Regions from separate parts of the Mus musculus genome. Here region 1 is linked to region 2. Evidence: chromatin loops called from intact Hi-C (ENCODE). Cell type or tissue: left cerebral cortex. All regions are shown on one strand. Each heading gives the region's core, and the rest is flanking DNA. Links, peaks and the distances in the headings are about the cores only. Region 1 has its middle 3.8 kb from the start of Cap1. Region 2 has its middle 19 kb from the start of Gm46868.

Evidence for each region. Hi-C counts contacts between places; a loop is a spot of excess contacts. Peaks named below come from ENCODE experiments on the same cell type or tissue, not always from the same donor. Only the 100,000 strongest peaks of a DNase experiment are listed, where the experiment ranks them.
Region 1: it touches region 2 in a loop (2.7-fold over the local background); 3 of 42 quality-filtered maps call a loop at or near these places.

What each region holds. Positions count from the first base shown.
Region 1 is chr4:122,888,460-122,891,375 of GRCm38, forward strand. No RefSeq gene overlaps it. Among named protein-coding and RNA genes, the nearest start is that of Cap1, 3.8 kb to the left of the region's middle. In left cerebral cortex, for the core only: a CTCF peak has its summit at 1,279 (motif pointing left); no DNase peak of the experiment used is centred there; H3K27ac peaks cover 1,021 bases.
Region 2 is chr4:123,060,766-123,063,681 of GRCm38, forward strand. No RefSeq gene overlaps it. Among named protein-coding and RNA genes, the nearest start is that of Gm46868, 19 kb to the right of the region's middle. In left cerebral cortex, for the core only: no CTCF peak of the experiment used is centred there; no DNase peak of the experiment used is centred there.

The DNA of each region.
Region 1 (2,916 bases), core at 185-2,684, 170 kb before region 2:
TCTTGTAAAACAATGATAGGAAACATAACTTACAGCCAATATGCTGAGGAACTGCTTGTTTTGACTGAGCATATAGATGCATACACTTATGACTCCAGTGACAGATAGGATGAAAACATTACCTGCTGTATACATGTCTATATATTGAAGGATATATATTTGGCCTTTCCAAACACTATACTACCTTATTCCAGTTCTACACCCGGGAAAAAACAGTAGCTTGCTGCTGGCTTTTTTTGTTTGTTTGTTTGTTTTGTTTTTGTTGTTTTCTTTTTCCTTAGCTGATTCTGTTCTGTGCCCAGACCACAATGCTTCATCTACAATTGGCTCATATCTAGCGCATATCCAGCAAATGCCTTGAATTCAGAATAATCATTTCCTGGGCTGAGATGGATGGGTAAAACGGTAGAAATAGGAATTTGGCCAAGATGAGGTGAGTAGTGCCTGTGGACAGCTTTGACATAGGTTGGACGAAGAGGCTAAACCAACCCCTCAAGAGGAGAAGTGGGGTCCGATGCTCTGCCCCTGGGCTGTACCCCCACAGGAGGGGCAGACTGTAATGGAAGAGCTATTAGATTGCATTTTAGCAATGTTCTGTAGAGCATAGTCTTGAGTGGGCAAGACAGACCCATCAAAGGTCAGAAAGAGGGCTGGCACTATAGCTCAGTGAGTAAAGGTGCTTGCTGAAAAGCCTAATGACCTGAGTTCTATCCCTGGAACCTACATAAAGGTGGAAGGAAAGAACCAACTCCACAAAGTTGTTCTTTGACCTCCACGTGGTACTATGGCGCTCTCTCTCTCTCTCTCTCTCTCTCTCTCTCTCTCTCTCTCCCTCTCTCTCTCTTTCTCATGCGCGCGCGCACACGTCAGTAGTAATAATTTGATAATAATCTGTAATTTTTAAAAAAGAGAACAGGCACTAAAGAGATGGTTCCACAGTTAAGAATCCGTACTGCTCTTGTGAAGAACCCAAGTTCAGTTCCCAGCACCCATGTCGGGTGACTCACAATTGCCTGTAACTCCAGCTCCAGGGGGACCTGATGCCTCTGGCCTCCAAGAACATGTGCACTCATATGCATGTACCTACACAGCAACATACATACATGCACATACTTTTTAAAATACGTAAATATATATTTGTTTAGGAGAGAGAAGACTGAAATATATGGTCCAAGATAAGTGAAACCAGGCTGAAGAGATGGCTCAGTGGTCCTGAGTTCAATTCCCAGCAACCACATGGTGTCTCACAACCATCTGTAATGGGATCTCATGCCCTCTTCTGGTGTGTCTGAAGACAGCAACAGTGTACTCATATACATAAAATAAATAATTCTTTAAAAAAAAAAAAGGTAAGAGAAACCATCCTTATGGCAGTAACAAAGATGGTGAGGATAGAGGGAAACCAAATGCTGTGATCACTTAGAGCACATCTGGTCCCATGAAACTACAACTGTATACAACTGTGTTCCCCTAAAATTCATATCGAAACAGTTCTAATCAATAGCAAGTATTGGGACTTTTAAAAAGAAGTGATTAAGCAGGGGGTGGAGATATGGCTCAGTGGTTAAGAGCACTGACTGCTCTTCCAGAGATCATGAGTTCAATTCCCAGAACCCACACAGTAGCTCAAAACCATCTGTAATGGGATCGGATGCCCTCTTCTAGTGTGTCTGAAGACAGCTACAGTGCACTCACATTCATAAAATAAGTAAATAAAACTTAAAGAAGAAGGAGGAGGAAGAAGAGGAGAAGGAGAAGAAGGAGAAAAGAAGAGGAGAAGGAGGAGGAAGAAGAAGAGGAGGAGGAGGAAGAGGAAGAAGAGGAGGAGGGAAAGGAGGAGGAGGTGGTGGTGATTAGGCTATGAGGACTCTACCCTTATGGATAGATAGCACTGATGCCTTTAAAAGACTTGAAAGCTATATGCCCTTTGCCCTCCTACCTTCTACCCTGTAAAAACTTGGCAACAAGAAACTATCTCAGAAACCCAGAGCACAACCTTATCAGCCACCTTGAGGACTTCCTACTTCCAGAACTGTGAGGAATAAACTTATATGCCTTACAAGTTATCCAGTCTCAGGCATCTTGCTACAGTACAGGAAGAGCTGACAGCACGCATATATTTCCAACACTGCTGCTTTTCCTCCTCAGTGAGTCCTATAATAATAATTGTTGGGGTGGGGGTTGCTTGCTTGCTTGTTTGTCTTGAGACAGAGTGTCACTATGTAGCACTGTTTAACCTGGAAATCACTATATTAACCAGGCTGGCCTCAAACTCATAGAGAGCCACCTGCCCTTGCCTCCCAAGTGCTGGGTGCAATTATCTTTTGATGTCTTTCTCCCCCTATTAGTTTCTTTCTCTCTATAGTTCCTTGTGCTCTGGCACAAAATTGATAATAAATATTTATTGGAGATTTTTGACTAAATGAAAAAGTTAAGAAGTTGGCTCTGAAACTTGGAGGTATGGGAGATGGGAAGTTGAGAAGGGGATAGGGTTTTGGTTTGGGGTCTCAGCCCCCAAACTGTAGCTGATAAGAGAAAAGGAGGACAGGCTTGTAGGTAATCAATTTGTAAGCAGGAGTTGCAGCAGTCTTTGCATATGTTATCACCTCTTTTTTTTTTTTTTTTTGGTTGGAAGCAGGGAGGGGTTGGGGGAGGGTAATGGGGAGGCTGGGTTTCAGCACATTCCAGATCTACAGAATAGCTTTGTCTCTAAGAGTGCTACCCAAGTCTCCTCCCTTATCTCTCAGGGTTTCAGACACAGAATTCTGGCAGCTCATCTGGAGCACTTCCCAGCCTGGCTGGGAGGACAGCATGGATCCCTGCAGCCTGGCTCAGAGGACTGTGTGCATCTGTGCAGCCTGGCTCAGAGCCTGCGTGCATTCGGGCAGATCATGTATCCTCTGCCAGGAGGGGCTG
Region 2 (2,916 bases), core at 238-2,737:
TGTCATTGTAACTGAGCACACTCTTACCTAATCTGTTCTCTGTATAATTGTTAAGTAGCCTCATCATATACACAATGGAATTATCACCATTCCAAGGGGTGCCACAAGAATTAAGTGGGGCCCTCCCTGTTGTGAATATCACAGACAGTCGTCCCTGCAGTGCCCAGCAAGTAATAGGTATGAATGAAATCTATCTGCTCTATGGAGAAAACCTGCTAACATGTTGACATATGTAATGATATCAGTTCTCAGTACCAATCAGGGCAGATTCTCTAGAACCCAACTGAACACTTTAAGGCCAAAAATGGTACCATCTTACCTCCTGTGTTTGACTGTCAGGGTCTTAGGTTGCTTGCTCAAATAGGTCTGTTTTCTTCCCTGTCTCAGCTTATGGCTCTGGCTGAATTTCACTTGAAGCCATGTCTCCTACTCTTTGCCTAGAAAGCACCTACACACACTTCAAGGCTAAGATCTTGTCCTCAGAGAAGAAATTTCTTTGGGATGTGGAGATGGCTCAACAGTTAAGAGCTGTCTTGCAGACAGCCCAGGTTCAATTCCCAGCAGCCACACCAGGCAGCTCAGAATTGCCTATAAAATCCAATATATCCTATACAGAGGGATCCCCCACACCCTGGTTTCTGAAAGCACATGTGCTCATGTGTATACACACACACACACACACACACACACACACACACACACACACACACACACACACACACTCAAAAATAAAAGAAAAATAGTTTCAGAGCAAAGCTCCCATGGCTCTGGCATGATCTTCCCTCGCCGTGTGGTGGCTAGCAGCTTACGCATCACACAGCATACTAGGGGCAACCAACATGGCACTGGCTGCCAGGCACCACCCTGAGTATCTTTACACAAACTAACTCATCTTCACAACTGCCCTAAGGAGCCCAGGAGGTGCTGCTATTATTAGCTCTGCTTGAAAGTTGAGGAAAGCAGTCAAGGGCAGGCTGGGATCCGAAGTCAGGTGAGCGGCTCCAGTCTGTTCTACTGTGACACACTCCATCTCTAGCTGTCTTGCTCCCACTGGACTGGAAATTCTGCCAGGATGTGAATCCTTATCTGGAGCAGTAGTGGACAGTTAGCAGATAGTCAGGCTGTATCCTGCAAGGCATGCCTCGATAGTCACAGCTACCCTTCGTTGAGCACTCACTGTGCCTGGTGGTGTAGGCTAAACACGTGCACTTCATAATGTTCCCTTGAACAGACCAGCCATTATGTTGCCCCCACTATACAAAGGAATGAGCATGCAGAGAGAGCATGCTGGCAGAGCACTAGCTGGGTACTAGAAAGAGCTCTAGGGGGTGAGGCACCTACAGCAATGCTGCTGGAGGCTCTCTGCAATTGTGTGACTTCAGGCTGGACTCCACCAAGCATCTGAGCTCTGCTGTCAACTCATCATGTTCACCCTGCTTCATCTTCCCAAGGACTAGGATTGTCAGTGTCTGCCAACACAGCTGGATTTTTGTTGTTGTTGTTGTTGTTGTTGTTGTTTAATCCTTTTTGCTTTAAGCCAGTCTTTACATTTTTCTAACTTCACTGAGTATTATTGGCCAAACTATATATTTAAGGTGTATAACAATGTTTGATATATATTATGAAATGCTTAATCCATTTAGTTAATGTACTGGGTAGTTTTGTGTGTCAACTTGAAACAGGCTGGAGTTATCACAGAGAAAGCTTCAGTTGGGGAAATGCCTCATGAGATCTAGCTGTAAGGCATTTTCTCAATTAGTGATCAAGTAGGGAGGGCCCCTTGTGGGTGGTGCCATCCCTGGGCTGGTGGTCTTGGGTTCTATAAGAAAGCAAGCTGAGCAAGCCAGGGGAAGGGGAAGCAAGCCAGTAAGTAACATCACTCCATGGCCTCTGTGTCAGCTCCTGCTTCATGACCTGCTTGAGTTCCAGTCCTGACTTCCTTTGGTGATGAACAGCAGTGTGGAAATGTAAGCTGAATAAACCCTTTCCTCCCCAACTTGCTTCTTGGTCATGATGTTTGTGCAGGAATAGAAACCCCGACTAAGACAGTTAACGTCCAGTAATATTTGTTGAACTAGGATTTGAACCCAGAGTGGGCTGATTCCAAACTCAGGTCCTAACTACTTCACTGTACTTCTGTTCCTGTAGGTTTTTGGTTTTTTTAAATGTAAAAATCATTTGCACTGTCTTTACTTCTAAGAAGGAACCAAGAGAAGAAAAGACAAAAATTCCTAGAGCACTAACTATGTTAAAGACTTATGATTACAAATTAATTAAGCCCCAATTCAAGTTCAGGTACAGAGGTGAGTTTATCACCGAGCCACTATAATGTCTTGTGTTGTGCATTCTTTAATTCCAGTGATCAAGGTCCTCAGGCAAGAGGAATGCCACAAGTTTGAGGCCAGCTTGGGTCCCAGGGAATGAGACTCATGTCAAGACTCTCCCTGCTACAATAAATTCAAGGCCAGGAAAGCACAACTTTCCATAGACACAACTATCCTCAGACACAACTTGTGCTACTCAGCTCATGGCTATGGAGTTGCCCTCATCCGACAGCTCACCCCTTTTCTGCAAACAGGCTTCTTCTACTGGGTGGAAGCAGGTTTGCTAGTAACAAACCTATGCCTCACCGCTGAACAGTTCTGGGCACTGAGAGTCCTCACAGCTGTTTGTTAGGGTTCCTGGTGTCCCAACAATAAGGAGTGTTGGCATGGATGTGGAGAAATGGAAGCTTGTACGCTGTTGGTGGGAGTGTGAAATGGTACAGCTGCTGTGCAAGAAATCAAAACCAGAGGGGCTAGAGAGATGGTTCAGTGGTCAAAGCCCTTGCTGTACTCACAAAGGTCCCCAGTCCCTTTCCCAGCGCCCACATCTCACAACTGTCCATAATTTCAACTCCAGAAGCCCGCTCTTTTC